Regions from separate parts of the Homo sapiens genome. Here all the other regions are linked to region 1. A link is a contact called in ENCODE Hi-C or POLR2A ChIA-PET data. All regions are on one chromosome and are shown on one strand. Each heading gives the region's core, a stretch centred on a gene start or an enhancer-like site at or near the end of the contact. The rest is flanking DNA. Distances are from core to core; before and after follow the strand shown.

The links. A loop is a pair of places that touch in the nucleus more often than their neighbours do. ChIA-PET counts read pairs that join two places held with the same protein, here RNA polymerase II (POLR2A). Pooled maps may share reads with other maps.
Region 2: a map with no recorded cell type shows a loop between it and region 1 (8-fold over the local background). The contact joins the enhancer-like site here to the promoter of ZRSR2 in region 1. A Hi-C loop is called at or near these places in 1 of 37 single-sample maps with no recorded cell type and 2 of 50 pooled maps. POLR2A ChIA-PET finds 5 or more read pairs at or near these places in 1 of 52 experiments (OCI-LY7).
Region 3: a pooled map shows a loop between it and region 1 (2.6-fold over the local background). The contact joins the promoter of TMSB4X here to the promoter of ZRSR2 in region 1. A Hi-C loop is called at or near these places in 1 of 50 pooled maps. POLR2A ChIA-PET finds 5 or more read pairs at or near these places in 2 of 52 experiments (OCI-LY7 and T-cell).
Region 4: a pooled map shows a loop between it and region 1 (14-fold over the local background). The contact joins the promoter of TCEANC here to the promoter of ZRSR2 in region 1. A Hi-C loop is called at or near these places in 7 of 50 pooled maps.
Region 5: a loop to region 1 is called in a pooled map, with 8 times the contacts of the local background. The contact joins the promoter of TRAPPC2 here to the promoter of ZRSR2 in region 1. A Hi-C loop is called at or near these places in 7 of 50 pooled maps.

The regions. Positions count from the first base shown.
Region 1 is chrX:15,789,060-15,791,876 of GRCh38, reverse strand. ZRSR2 (zinc finger CCCH-type, RNA binding motif and serine/arginine rich 2) reads right to left here and starts at 1,393. Exons shown (of 11, transcript NM_005089.4): 1 at 1,341-1,393; 2 at 864-943. The coding sequence starts at 1,381. RefSeq lists enhancers at 1-407, 1,066-1,515.
Region 2 is chrX:12,954,962-12,957,778 of GRCh38, reverse strand. No RefSeq gene overlaps it. Among named protein-coding and RNA genes, the nearest start is that of TLR8-AS1, 13 kb to the right of the region's middle. RefSeq lists cis regulatory regions at 515-981, 1,150-2,013 and enhancers at 856-1,085, 1,776-1,855. Within about 2 kb of position 1,463, at least 35 of the 41 ENCODE cell types and tissues checked have a DNase peak (open chromatin) inside an H3K27ac peak, as active enhancers do; they include OCI-LY7, where a contact is called at or near this core.
Region 3 is chrX:12,973,751-12,976,567 of GRCh38, reverse strand. It overlaps TMSB4X (thymosin beta 4 X-linked), which reads right to left and starts at 1,458. Exons shown (of 3, transcript NM_021109.4): 1 at 1,400-1,458; 2 at 207-322. The coding sequence starts at 306. RefSeq lists enhancers at 1-739, 1,579-2,418, 2,542-2,661, 2,682-2,817.
Region 4 is chrX:13,651,779-13,654,595 of GRCh38, reverse strand. TCEANC (transcription elongation factor A N-terminal and central domain containing) reads right to left here and starts at 1,455. Exons shown (of 5, transcript NM_001297563.2): 1 at 1,408-1,455. It overlaps LOC107985657 (a long non-coding RNA gene), which reads left to right and starts at 1,157. Exons shown (of 1, transcript NR_171573.1): 1 at 1,157-2,099. RefSeq lists enhancers at 1,233-1,322, 1,583-1,772 and a silencer at 1,343-1,654.
Region 5 is chrX:13,733,284-13,736,100 of GRCh38, reverse strand. TRAPPC2 (trafficking protein particle complex subunit 2) reads left to right here and starts at 1,481. Exons shown (of 6, transcript NM_001011658.4): 1 at 1,481-1,576; 2 at 1,916-2,057. It overlaps OFD1 (OFD1 centriole and centriolar satellite protein), which reads right to left and starts at 1,353. Exons shown (of 23, transcript NM_003611.3): 1 at 1,018-1,353; 2 at 755-853. The coding sequence starts at 1,029. RefSeq lists enhancers at 440-1,011, 780-1,979.

The DNA.
Region 1 (2,817 bases), core at 144-2,643:
CAGCCTGGCCAACATGATGGGGTTTCACCCCATCTCTACTAAAAATACAAAAATTAGCCGGGTGTGGTTGCGCACGCCTGTAATCCCAGCTACTCGGGAGGCTGCAGCAGGAGAACTGCTTGAACCCAGGGGGCGGAGGCTGCAGTGAGCCAAGATCGTGCCACTGCACTCCAGCCTGGGCAACAGAGCGAGACTCCGTCTCAAAAAAAAAAAAAAAAAAAAAGAAAAGAAAAGAAAAAATTAGCCAGGTGTGGTGGTGAATGCCTGTAGTCCCAGCTACTAGGGAGGCTGAGGTGGGAGGACTGCTTGAGCCTGGGAGGTGGAGGCTGCTGTGAGCCGTGGTTGTGCACATCCCTCCTGGGCAACAGAACAAGACCCTGTCTCAAAAATAAATAAATGAGCTTCATAACTAGTATTATGTTGATATATATTTGAATAACATAATAATTTGGGTAAACCAAGGGTCTCATATTAGTCAAGTTTGAGAAAAACTTGCAAAACGTCTAATTAATACCTTCAACTCCTGCTGGTTTTACGAAGAAAAACATTCACCGAATACTTACTACGTGTGCAAGGACTGTGCTAGCTGCTGTAATTCATGAAGCTTGCAACTGTAATATTAGATACTTTATAAGTTACACAGAATCAGTGGGCGATCATTCACCAAGACTTCCTCTTCCTGCCTTTAGTATGTTAACATTGTTTCTGACATGTGTTTCTAAATAACTACTTGGGGGCAGAAGTCACAGCTATTTTTCCTCCGACACAATATTTGACTTCCTTCTGACACTGGGGCTTCAAGTTAGGGCTGGAGTGGACAGAGCAATTTCACAACACAGAAAACAGAATAAAGAGTCCATCACCTGAGTCTCTCAGTCGAGCAAGTTCCTGCCGACGTTTCTTTCGTTTCTCCTTCTTCAGGGCGGCCCTGTACTTTTTGTGGCTGGAAGATTAAGACATATACACGACGATCAGCGGCTACAATGCAGCGCTGCCCGAGCTCCCCGCTCCTCTGTGCCCAATGAAAGGAAATAGTTCGGGTGCTGAGGAGAGAAACCTTGCTTCCTGTATTTTAATTACAGAACAGCCATCTATCATCGCCTCATCCTCCCACTCCCAGACAGTTCTTCTCCATCCGCCAACCTGATCCTCTCCTCGCTTGCCTGAGCCACAGCCGCCCGTGCAAGTCCGGGGAGGGCACCAGAGCGCGCACCAGGAAGGAATGGAGCTGCCGCGGTGGCTCACTTAGCTTGGCCCAGCTTCTCTTTTCTTCCTGCCACCACATCCTCCATGCCCACGATCGGCCCGCTCGCCTGCTCATCTCCCCGTACGGCGCTTACCTTGGTTTCTCGGGAAACGTCATCTTCTCGGGCGCAGCCATCTTGCCGGCACCGCCCCGCCCCTCCAGGTCTGGCAGGAAAGGGCGGGCCTAAGAGTCGAGACGGGCACGCGCAGGCGCGGGTACCGAGCAACCTCCACCAGCGTGGGACTTGAAACGGAAAGCCGGAGGTACCCTTCGGCGGCTCGTCTTCCAGAACCCTGCTCAAATAAATACCTCCTTCCAGCAAAAATACTCTGGGGCTTTTACCCCGCCCTAGAAGTAATTGTCGCTTCAGCACTTGCCCAGTGCTGTATCACTGTCTCCCTCCTCGCCCTAGCAGGACGTGTTGTGGCTAGGCGGTTAAAGTCGTACTCTGCCGCTTTTCTCAGCATCCACTCATGAAGTCACATCGCGCACAGAGCTGCTCGCCCGGCTTTATTTCCGACCTGTCCAGGTTCCGCGTCCTTCCGCCGATCCACCTATCAGCGCCTCAGACAAAGCTCCAGACTTCGCTCCCTGCCAGTCACACCTGTTCTGGTCCCTTAAGCAAACCTAACTCCCAGGGCTGCAAAGCTGTTACCTCTGCCCCTGAGGAGTTTACAATCGAGGGGGCAGAGAAGAACCAATACATAATATGATGCAGGCAAAGATGAAGTTTACCTAACATAGTCCACCAAGGGATTCAGGGAGAGCTCTCTTTTTTTTCCTTTTTTCTTTTTTTTTCAGTATCACATGCGACTCAACTGCAGTATCAGGGACAGCTTTCTGATGCTAAGAGTTGAGTTTGGAAAGAAGATGCCCTTTACCCAGAAGGAGAAGGGTGGGAATGCAGTTACAGTCAGATCAGCATAAGCAAAGGCGCTGAAAGGTGAAAGTGGAATATGCTGGGAACAGCAAGAATTTTGGCAATCGAATTTATTTATTTATTCATTTCTTATATATTAGAGACAGGGTCTTGTCTTTCACCCAGGTTGGAGTGCAGTGGCGCAATCACGACTCGCTGCAGCTTCGACCTCCTGGGGTCAAGCAATCCTTCCACCTCAGCCTCCCGAGTAGCTGGGAATACAGGCGCGAGCCACCACGCCCGCCCAGCTATCCAATTTAAAGTGCAGTTCGAGGCTGGGTGCAGCGGCTCACGCCTGTAATCCCAGCACTTTGGGAGGCCTAGGCGGGTGGATCACCTGAGGTCAGGAGTTCGTCAGCCTGGCCAACATGGTGAAACCCCGTCTCTACTAAAAATACAAAATTAGCCGGGTGTGGTGGCACATGCCTGTAGTCCCAGCTACTCTGGAGGCTGAAACAGGAGAACTGCTTGAACCCAGGAGGTGGCGGCCGCAGTGAGCCGAGATGGCACCACTGCCCTCCAGCCTGGGCAACAGAGCAAGGCTCCGTCTCAAAAAAACAAAACAAAATAAAGTGCAATTCGAGAATATCAAGGAATATAGTTGTTGTGATGGGCTGGGAGGGCTAGGTTAAGGAGGGCCTGGTGTGCCATG
Region 2 (2,817 bases), core at 214-2,713, 2.8 Mb after region 1:
CCAAAGAATACTCTTTTTTTTTTTCCCCCGAGACAGAGTCTCGCTCTGTCACCCAGGCTGGAGTGCAGTGGCGCGATCTTGGCTCACTGCAACCTCTGCCTCCTGGGTTCAAACAATTCTCCTGCCTCAGCCTCCCGAGTAGCTGGGATTAGAGGCACCCACCACCACACCAGCTACTTTTTGTATTTTTAGTAGAAATGGGGTTTCACCATGTTGGCCAGGCTGGTCTCCAACTCCTGACTTCGTGATCCACCCACCTCGGCCTCCCAAAGTGCTAGGATTACAGGTGTGAGCCACCGCGCCCAGCCAGAATACTCTTAAGTGGAAAATAAAGAGCCTCATAAATAGTGTCTGATCCCTTCTGTGCAATAAAAAAGTGAGGTGTAGAGAGACCATTTCCGGAAGGGAATTTTAAGAGCTTACCTCTGGGGAAAGGAAATAGAGAAACCTCTACCATTTACATTTTTACCAGAAGCATGCATTACTTTTATATTTTAAATATTTAAAACATTATTGATGTTTTACTTTCATATTTTATACATTTAACATTTTTTCTGTGTATTTTCTTGCTCAAGAAACTTGTCACAGAATCAACAACACGCAGTTGAGTATGCCTGTGAAAGAAACAGAATGTGACCCTGGGCTTAGGGTTTCTTTAGTAAGAAAACACCTTTGAAAGGAAGTGAAACACACCACCAAGCACCAAGACAGAGGGAGGGGGACTTCCTGCTTATCTGCAAGGGAAGGAACCCGTGTTCTTAAAGGGGCAGGAGGAAAGTTATTTTCAAGTCAACTGCTGTCATAACCCTAGATCAAACTAACTGCAGACCAGTCTGCAGTAGGCCCCGTTCTAGACTGCAAGTGTAGTCAGCCAGCCCACCATAGGCCCAGTTGAGAACTATCCTCACTTACAGTGGCTGTGCTTTGGATGTTTTCCTTGTAGAATGTGACCATAGCATTACATTTTGGTGAAGTGAATCATATTTTCAGTGAGGTAGGGAAGTTGCTCGTAGGATCATATAGTGATATGTATATGTGCCTGAATATTCATGTATGGTGTTTCTCTAAGTAGAAGCACGTGTGGCCAAATTGAACCACTATAAAGGTGTACATTTGTACAGGTACTTGGTTTCTTAATTTTGCCATTATTTTGCATCTGCTAGCTCACCCTTGCCTCCCAACAGCCCTGTGAGGGCATGAGAGGGCAGCTGGCATCCCATCCATAAGTGAAGACATGAGACACACAGTAAGGGACTTCCCCAGGGTCTCTGAGCCCCTAGCAAGACCAGAAGGGGTCCCCAAGCCTAGCAGGTCGGCTTCTGGCCTGGTGCCCCGGCAGGGGAGGAGCTGTGGTTTCCTGTGGTTTCATCATCCGTCTGTCTGACCGTTTATGTGGAAGTAACTTTCCACTAGCTTCTCCTAGGCCTCCCTCAAGAGTGAAGTGCCAATGGGGCCCTGAAAGGGGGCTCTTCGAGGGAGAATCCACGTGGGTAGTGGTTGGGGGACGCCTGGGAAAACAGATGAGGCTGGCGAGGGCAGGGGTGACATCCTACCTCCGCTCTCAGCCTCTCATCTGTGCCCACACTTGCCTGCCTTGTGTGGCTTTATAGCATGGGAGGCGTCTGCCAACTGCCCGATTCCTACTAGTTATTGGATAATCACTTCCACAGAAGCAGAGCAGAAAAGCCTCACGCCGCCACAGGCCCGCTCTACTTCCACCGAGGTGACTGCCATTAGCGGCATGGCTTCTGCTGCTCCTGGTGCAGGAGGATTGGATGGGCTTGGCCCTGGCTTGTGGTTCCCTGAGAGGGCCACGCAGGGCCCAGGGAGATAACAGGGGACATCTGTGTTCTCTCCCGCTTCCTGCCGTCACACCCTGAGGGAGGGTGGCCAGATTTAGCCAATAAAAATGGAAGACGCCCTCAAATTTAAATGGGAATTTCAGGTAAATAACAAATAGCTTTTTAGTATGAATATGTCCCATGCAATATTTGAGACCATAGAAATTATTTTATTTCTGTGAAATTCCAATTTAACTGGGCATCCTGTATTTCATCTGACAAGACTACCCTGAGGGGGAAAACTTAGGCCCTCTCACAGGCACATTGCTACTTTGGCTGTCTCTGTTTTTTTTTTATTTTTTATTTTTTATTTTTGAGACGGAGTCTCGCTCTGTTGCCCAGGCTGGAGTACAGTGGCATGATCTCGGCTCGCTGCAGCTACTGCCTCCCGGGTTCAAGTGATTCTCGTGCCTCAGCCTCCCAAGTAGCTGGGATTACAGGTGCGTGCCACCACGCCCAGCTAATTTTTGTATTTTTAGTAGAGACGGGGTTTCACCATTTGGCATGGTTGATTTTGAACTCCTGACCTCAAGTGATCAGCCCACCTCGGCTTCCCAAAGTGCTGGGATTACAGGTGGGAGCCACCGCTACCAGCCTGTCTCTTTATCCAAATTCTCCCAAACATAGACACACACACACACACACACACACACACACACCCTCAACGGGTCTCAGGCCTCTAAGTTCTCCTCTCAGGGGCTCCTGTCAGCCCTGCTCCAGCTGGGTCCTCTGCCCTAGGGGAGAGAGAATGGGAGGGGTGAGGAAGGGGTGAGGGGAAGTAGGGGAGGCAGAGGAAGAAGAAAGTTTCAGAAGAGAGCAGCCTAGGCAGAGGTGGCTGAGAGCTCAACCCAGTGGAAATGTGGACTCTAAGAACAGATGGGAGCCACCAACGTGATAAAGTGGCCTGCAAGGCTCAGAGCTGGCCCGCCCAGCAAGAAGCCTGTGTTTAGTCAAGGTGGGCCTGTGTTGAGACAAG
Region 3 (2,817 bases), core at 209-2,708, 2.8 Mb after region 1:
ATTCCATTACTAAATTACTAAAGCCCCGTGTTTGTTGGCTGCAAAACCATTTTTAATTAACCTTTGCAAGCCACATTCATCAACTGTCGGCTCTTCCCCCGCACTCCCCCCTCCCGAATTCTTCCCGCGGCCGCTCCCAGCCTCCCGCCCTCCCACCGGCCGCTCCCACCCAGCCTTTCTAAAGATGGGGGTGGGTCGGAGCTCACTTTCTTTGGAAGGCAGTGGATTTTTCTCTTGCGTCTCTGTCTTCTTCAGTTTCGACTTATCGAATTTCTCGATCTCAGCCATATCGGGTTTGTCAGACATGGTTGCGGAGGAAAAGCTGCAGGGAGCAAGCCAAGAGCGAGCGTGAGGAAGAGCCACCCGCCCCGCTGTCTCTGGGCTGGGAACTGCACTTCTGCCCTCCGACCCGCAGCCTGAAAAAAACCCTTCTCGCTCTCCTACTGCTGCCGTTCCGCGCTCACGAGCTTCCTCTTTCTACAGAAAAAGAGGCGACACCCCCCGCGCCCCTCCTCCCCATATTTCAAAACGCTGTGGACCAAAGAGGGCGGATGCCTCTCAAAGCCGAATCTTGCAGAATAAAGGAAATTGACCACTGCGAATTGTTAATTACAGCGTTTAAAATTAAAGGCTGGCTAGGACAAGGAAAGAAGAGGAAAGCCACTTCCAAATTCAAGTGGGAAAAATCGGCAAGAATTCCTAAAATGGAGCCCAGGTAGGAAAAGCGTTTCCATTTCCTAGCCGCGGCCTCTCCGCAAGGATGCGGGCCGGATCCGGCTTTCTAGTCCTCTCACAAAGGCGGCGGCCGCGGCTGGAGCTTCCGACCACCGCCCTACCGGCTTCATCGCCCGCGTCACAATGCAGCCCCGCACACAAAGCGGCCGCCGCGCGCCCCGAAGCCGGTCTTGCCTGCTCTCCCGGCAATTCGGCATCCCTGGCACACATGTCTCTGCAAGAAGGACTGTAAAGATGTCATAGCACAGCCCCGCCGCCGCCAGGCTGCACAGATGCAGCCCGCGCAGCCGTCCGAGGCTGGGAGGAGGCTCGGGGCTCGGAAGATGAACCTCAGAACAAAGGACTTGTCTATTCCCCCATATCTCAGCCTCCAAGGCAACGCACAATACCTTTGCGGGCAAACACTAAGAAATTTTTTAATGTCCCCTCCGAGCGGCACGGCAAAACGCCAGTTTTTCGGTTTTGTTCTTAAATCATCGATTTCCCCACCCCATTATCCAGTATCTAGGGTGTTTCGCATCCCCCCAGCTCCCCAAAGTAGCCTTCCCGGGGAGAACCACTCGGGCTCGGATTTAGGGAATGCCTTCACAGGGACGCGGATGATGAAAGGGCGGGGACGGAGGCAGGACGGCAGGAGGAAGGAGGCAGGGGCCCTGGGGCTCACCGAAGCGAGGCGCACGAGTACGAGCGAAGTCTGGTCTGCGCAGTGGCCACCACCGAGTTGTCGGGCGGGGTGCGGCGGGCGCAGCTTTATGGGCGCTCCTATGTAAATGAGGTGATGTCACCCGCCGGCCCGCTTAACTCCTTCGCGCCGCGTCTCGGAACGGCATCCGGAGGCCTGCCGGGCTTTTGGGGAGGGGAGCCCCACCCCCACCCGGGGTCCACTAGTGCATGCACCCTAACCACAACGATGGCGAAAAAAATGAGCAAAGCACCCTCCAACACTTCATAACACATTTTCCCCTTTTACGTTTATTTCATTACGATGAATTTTTGCAACAGCAGCGCAGAAATTGCTCTTGGGGACCAGTGCATAATAACTAAGGGTCGGGGTGGCACCTGGGGTGACAGGCATTCTTTTATTTCGAAACTGCCTTTGTCTACTGTGGACATCTCCACACAAGGGCGCGGTGTCCCTCCCTGGAGGGCCTGGCCCGCTGCAGGGGTACGATTCCTGTGACTCAGCTTTCAGTCCAGTGGCGGGCATGCGCCCCACCCCGGGCCTCTTTGTCTTCCTCGCTGGCGTTCCTCTTGCCTTGGGTGGGACGTAAAGCACCCTTAAGTGATTTTAAAAGAGAAAGTTTCATCACTGAAACATCCATATTGTTTCATCAGCATAATTTTTGTGAGCACTCAACAGTAGTATTTGCTGGGTGTAAGGTAATTTGGAGTTTATAGGGTAAAACACCTCCCTCTTAGCAAAATAAGTCAAGCTCAAGCTCTGCCATTGACTTTACTGCCGGACAATGAGGAAGTTCTTTACCTTCCTCTTCCTTATTTTCATAAATTTTAAAAGTGATGGCTAAGGAGGCCAGCGTTGAATTCCAAAGACTACAGTTACATTATCTCTAATGTCTTAAGATGAAATTCAAAAATCAAATTATATTTTCAAGGGAGCGTTTCCAGCACTAGGACATCGCTGAAGTGCATCTGCATCTGGAAATATAAGAGATTCGGGTAGAGGGAAGCAGTTTTCAAAATGGCACCTGACTCTGTGAATACCAGTGACCCACTTGCTACTGAAAATTAGTTACAAATACCATGCCACGCGCCTGCAAATGGCGTGTGAAAGGAAAAAGACTCGCCGGTTATAAAGAGGCCTAGCTGTGATTATTTCTAAGAGACAAGGCAGTGTGCAAAATATTCCTTCTCCTTTTCCGTGGCCTGGGGAAATGTTTTTAGAAACCCCTTGCTAATCATTTTTATGGCACAGGCTTTTGTCTCGCTGGGGATTAGAGTCAACCTTATATATAGACCCTTGAATGCCACTGCCAGCAGCTTGGACTTCCCCGTTTCTCCATCTACTTGACTTCCTTTTTCCTGGGGAGGAAGGAGGTGGGGGTGAGCAGGGGCAGGTGACCG
Region 4 (2,817 bases), core at 206-2,705, 2.1 Mb after region 1:
ACAGTAAGTGTGAATAATAGGATGTGAATCTACAATTAAAAGGCTTAAAAATATCTACCAAACCAGGCATTGTTCTACAGCAGGGGGTCAGCACACTTTTTCTGTTAAAGATCAGAAGGTATATATTCTAGGCTTTGTAGGCCATACAATCTCTATGGACTACTCAACTCTGCTGCTATTGTAGCAGCAACAGCAGATACAGAAAATAACATAAATGGATAGGCATGATCTTGCTCTGGTAACACTTGTTTACAAAAACAGGCAGGCTGGATTTGGCTGCAGGCCATAGTTTGTTGACCCTTTTCTAGAGCAGGGCTGTGCAACATATATATAACATGTAAACCACAAATATGATTTAAAATTTTCCAGTAGTCATGTTAAAAAATAAAAATTGGTGAAATTAATTATACATTTTATTTAACCCAGTGTATCCAGAATAGTCATTTCAACATGTGATTAATATAAACAAATTGAGATATTTTACATTCTTTTTCATGCTAATTCTCGAAAATTCACTGTGTCTTACACTTACAGCACATCTCAATTCGGACTAGCCACATTTCAAGTGATCAAGCCTTATGTAACTAATGGCTATCATTATTGGGACGCCACGGTTCTAGAACTGATGCTAATATGGATAATGCTTGCTTAGGTGCATACCTATACCAAAAAGTGTATACAGTGCCAGGAAAAGTAGGCACGAAATATGGTATTGGATCCATATAAAAACTTATAAAGATTAGCTAATATTATAGTAAGCAAGGTGCACACATCTGCACAAAAATGGCCTAAACCCTGAGAAGAACGAGAGGAAAGGTCTGGAAACAATGTTTCCAGAAGTTTGTAACAAGTCAAAAATAACCTAGATCTGTTCAGATCTTTAGATCTCTTTAAAGCCTAAAGAGAAACTGTAACTTTCTAGCCCTAACCCACTTAACAGCTCCCCAGCTTCACAGGGAGCCCCGCCCTCTATGGAGAGAAACGATGCCAAATGTTGGCAGCGGTGTAGCGGTTACTGAACAGCCACTCAGCACTGCACTAGGACCATTTCCCTTAATGGTGACCCCTAGTAAAGGTGCAGCGAGAGGAAGGGACCAGCCCAACTGCCCGGTCTAGCCCGGGTTCGAGTTCCGGTGGGTGGGGTCGAGCAACATGCAAAGCCTGCCGCTAATCATCTTGGGATGACGGCCCGGCACCCAGCACACAAACAGCGACAGTCCCGAGGGTTCAGCCCACTCTGGCGACCTCGACAGTCGGAGAGGAAGGGGCGGGGGTGCGAGCACCTTCGGATCTACGCCGCCCAGGGCGCACCGGAAAGCTGCCGCGAGCCGGGGTGGGCTTCCGCTGGGAATAAGGGCTCGCCTTTTTGCGGGACACAGGCCCTGGCAAACCTGAAGCATGACTCACCGAAAAGCGCAGGCGCAGTTCCGGAGCCTTCAGCCGCCCAGTGCCCACGGAGAACTTCCGATCACCGGGACTGGGACAACGTCAAGGCTCAGCCAATCCAAGCCCACAGGCCGGCGCACGTGGTCCTGGGACCCAGTGCATGCGCGCTAGGGAAATGGCTGCCGTGGGACTGCGCTCGCGCGGCTTCCTAGAGGAGGAGCCATGGCCCCGCCCCGGGCCCGAGAGAAAGAAACTGCACTTTCGTTTTTTAGCAGCAAAGTTTGTTGATGTACTTTACAACTTATCTTTTCTGCTTCTACTCAGGACAGTCAAGACAGTGCTCAGCTAGATGTTCACATAACTGTAGACATAAATGTGAATCTATTTAACGCAGTAATTAATTCAAAAAGTGTTTTTAGCATCCTAGCATGCATCAGTTGATATGAAAGTAGTAAATGTTAATTGAGTGGTCTTGTGCATCCTGGACTTCTCATCTGTGCATATTCTCATTCTTTGCCTGCAAAGGGCCAGTAAAAGCACAGTGATGGTTGAACGAATGTGACAGCCTCCTTTGCTGATGCCTTACCCCAAGGTAATTTGGGGAAAGGTTCAGGGAAACAGAGTATCCAATCCAATACTCTGGACTGGGTGCTGGCAGGAAGGAGGGCGATTGTATGATTAAGTATCATAATAAATCTTACCTAAAAGGAGGGGAGACAAGACCAGTGACTCATTAACTGGGATAGGGGATGTTTGGTCATTTTTGTGGTTTGGACAATGTTTACGTTTTTTCAGCATTCCCACGTGATTACGAAGGAGTCTTGTTTTTGTCTTGATCCATCTGGTCAAAGAGTGGCCACGTCTGATGGTGTTCTGTGAAGTATTTATGTTCCACGCAGCACCAAGGCCCAGCTGTGACTGCCGGGGCAGCTCAGAGCTGTCAGGGGTTACTTTTTTCTTGCTGTCTATTATAGGGCTAAAATGTTTAAGGATTATATAATACCTTTTTAAAGAAAAAATTATTTGGCTGGGCGTGGTGGCTCATGCCTGTAATCCCAGCACTTTGGGAGGTCGAGGCAGGCGGATCATGAGGTCAGGAGATCGAGACCATCCTGGCTAACACGGTGAAACCCCGTCTCTACTAAAAATACAAAAAATTAGCCAGGCGTGGTGGCACGTGCTTGTAATCCCAGCTACTTGGGAGGCTGAGGCAGGAGAATCGCTTGAACCCGGGAGGCGGAGGTTGCAGTGAGCTGAGATCGAGCCATTGCACTCCAGCCTAGCGACAGAGCAAGACTTGGTCTCAAAAAAAAAAAATTATTTAATGACACTTGTCACTTGTTAAAGCATGGTAAGGAAGACTTTATTCAGGACCATTGAGATAGACATAGGTACCACTGCAACAGGGTCTTGCAGTGGGGAAGAGAGATT
Region 5 (2,817 bases), core at 232-2,731, 2.1 Mb after region 1:
AGAATATAACCAAAATATTCAACAACAGGGGACTGCTATATACATTACAAAAATATCCAAAGATAAGCCTGTTGCCACTGAAAATGAAGATTTCAAAAAACTTTTAAGGAAACAGGGAAATGCTCACCATATAATTTAAATTAAAAAAGGATACATACACAGGATATAGCTACATATTTTAAACGTAAAATATGCTTTTGAAATGCATATTTCAATGAAAACACGTTGAGCTAATCCTACTCCTGGCTGTTAATCCAAATATAAAGCATACTAATAGGTATTTTCTGCCCAAACTAAACATTCATACATTTCAATATAGTTTAAAGATAAAATTTTTCATTTCCCAAACTATTATTAAGCAGTACACTAGTATTTTCTATATGGTGTCAATGTCCTTCATCCAAATGTATTACAAACCCACTTATTAATTTAGGAACCTATAAGCCATATTTATAAAACAAGCCTAATCTTACTGTGTTCATTATACAAATATTTCCTTCTCCTATCTTATTGTCAGTTCAATTAATTATTTGAATATGCTCCTTTAAGACGACTCAAACTCAACATTTTCTCAAACATTTTCAAGAGACTGTAATGTTTCAGGATACAGAGTTATTCGGGAATATAAAAATGTAATTCACCAATACAATCTATGTATCATACGATTATTAAAACCTAAACCTTGATTGAATTTGAACTACCTGTTACAGGTTACACTTGTAAAAGCTGACACAGATACGCCTAAATCCGATACCTTGAGTGTATCCAGTATACCCCGATCCTTAAACGTCTGGTATAGCTTTTTGCGCAGTTCATCTTGACTCAACACATCAGCCACGGTAAACATGTTGGACTAAAAGACAAAATGGTTATAGGTTACCTGCGGGGCAGAGGGAACGTGAACGTCTGAAAACAGACCAGTGGCCTCCGGGGAAGCCATAAGAGGCCTAGCGGCGAAAGTTTAACGAACACAAAACAAGACTTTATTTCCGCCCGAGAAGGGGCAGGTGTGTCTACCTGCGCCATCATCAGGCGTCAGCTCCCTCCGGAGCCCGCCTCGCTCGCCCCGCCGCGGCCCGAGTTTAGTGCCCAGCCCGGGCGGTGGGGCCAAGACGAGGGGGAATCCCTGCCCTCAGAACCCTGCCTCTGTCCCGAGGGTTCGGGAGGAACAAAGGTGCTGAACGTTCTCTGCCTCGCACTCCCAACTAGGTTTTCTAGCAAACACGCGAGCTTCCTTTCTTCGCGGTTCTGAGGCAAGGGCGAGGACCCAGGCACGACTCAAAGGCGGCTGGAGGGCGGGGACCCAGACACTAGGGACTGAAGGCAGCGAGGCAGGACCGCCTCACAGCCAGTCCGGCAACTTCCGGAAACCTGCTAAATATAGCCTTCCCGAGCTGAAGAGCTACGGCGCATGAGCTTGGTTGCCCAGCACCGGCCGGAAGCTCCGCCTACGTATCGCGAGAGCACATCCCAGGGTATCGCGAGAACTGCTTCGGCGTTCTGGCTACAGGTTCGGGGCGCGGGTCTCTTCCGCGGAAACTGACATTGCGTTTCCGTTGTCGGCCTCCCACTGCAGGTAGGGAATGGAGCAAGTGCGGCGGGGGGCGGGTGTTTTGAGTCCCTGGAGGACTTCGTAGCCCCTGCGTGACGCGGATGTTGGTCCTGTACCTCCACCCCTCCCCGGGGTGGCCGGGCCGGACCTGCCAGCCCTCCGCTGGCTCATCCGCGCAGCCCTTCCACCTGCAGACGTCCGCCCTCTCGGGGGCTGTGGTTTCGCGGTTCACTGGGTCATTCAGCTAACCCAGGGTTTCTTAACGGCTGCACTGTTGCCTTTTGGAGCCGGAAGATTCTTTGTTTTGGGAGGCTGTCCTGTGCATTGTAGGTTTAGCTGTATCCTTGCTCTCTATTTTGTCAGTATCACCTTCTCCCCCAAGTGTGACAACCAAAGATGTCTCCAGATATTGCCAGATGTCCTCTTGGAAGCAAGATCGCTCCGGGTTGAGATCCACAGAGCTAAACGTTTTAGAGTACCAACCATTGTGTGCTGTGAGGTAAAGGTGAGCCAGTCCTCATGATGCTTAAATGTAATTAGAAAGGAAAGGAACCAAACCTCTCAGAAGCGATAATGAAAATGTTACAGCCAGAGAATTGAACAAGAACTAAGATACATTGTAGACTGGATAAAGAGTTTAAAGGGGAGGTGGTTGAAGATGGAAGTGATCCAGATCATCTCTGTGGAAAAAGTGTGTCTTTATCGGGGCCTTGATGGGTAGGATTCGGGTGGTGAGCAAAAAGGAGAACATCACAGGAAGGGGAAAAATGAGCAAAGGAATCATTAAAAGAAAAAAAAAAGCCACGACCTTCTTGGGAGCAGTGAGGAATCTAGCCTGACTCCAGAGTTGTGTGCTGGGAATATAAGCCTTATATGGTATCTAAGTCCTGTGAGGACAGAATTGGATGTCAGCTTTGTGTACAGCATTGAAGATGAGTACGATGAGTTTTGATCTCTGGCTGTGAAAAACTTAAAGTATTTAAGAGGCAGTAAGAGTGACAGGACTTCATAGGAGGTGGAGAACCTGTAAGTTTTTGTTGGAAACAATGGAAAAGGAGGAGAGGCTTAGTTGGATTTTAAAGGATGGGTAGTGGTTGCAGACAGAATAAAGGAGAACATTCCAGGCATGAAGAGAGAAATGATAGTAGCTCTGAACTCGATATAGTCAAAGTGAATTTGGGAGAAAAAATAAGTAAACGAGTCAACGCTAGCAGAGGTGGAACAATAGGGCTGAGAAAAGACACGTGGAGCAATGTGGGAATCTT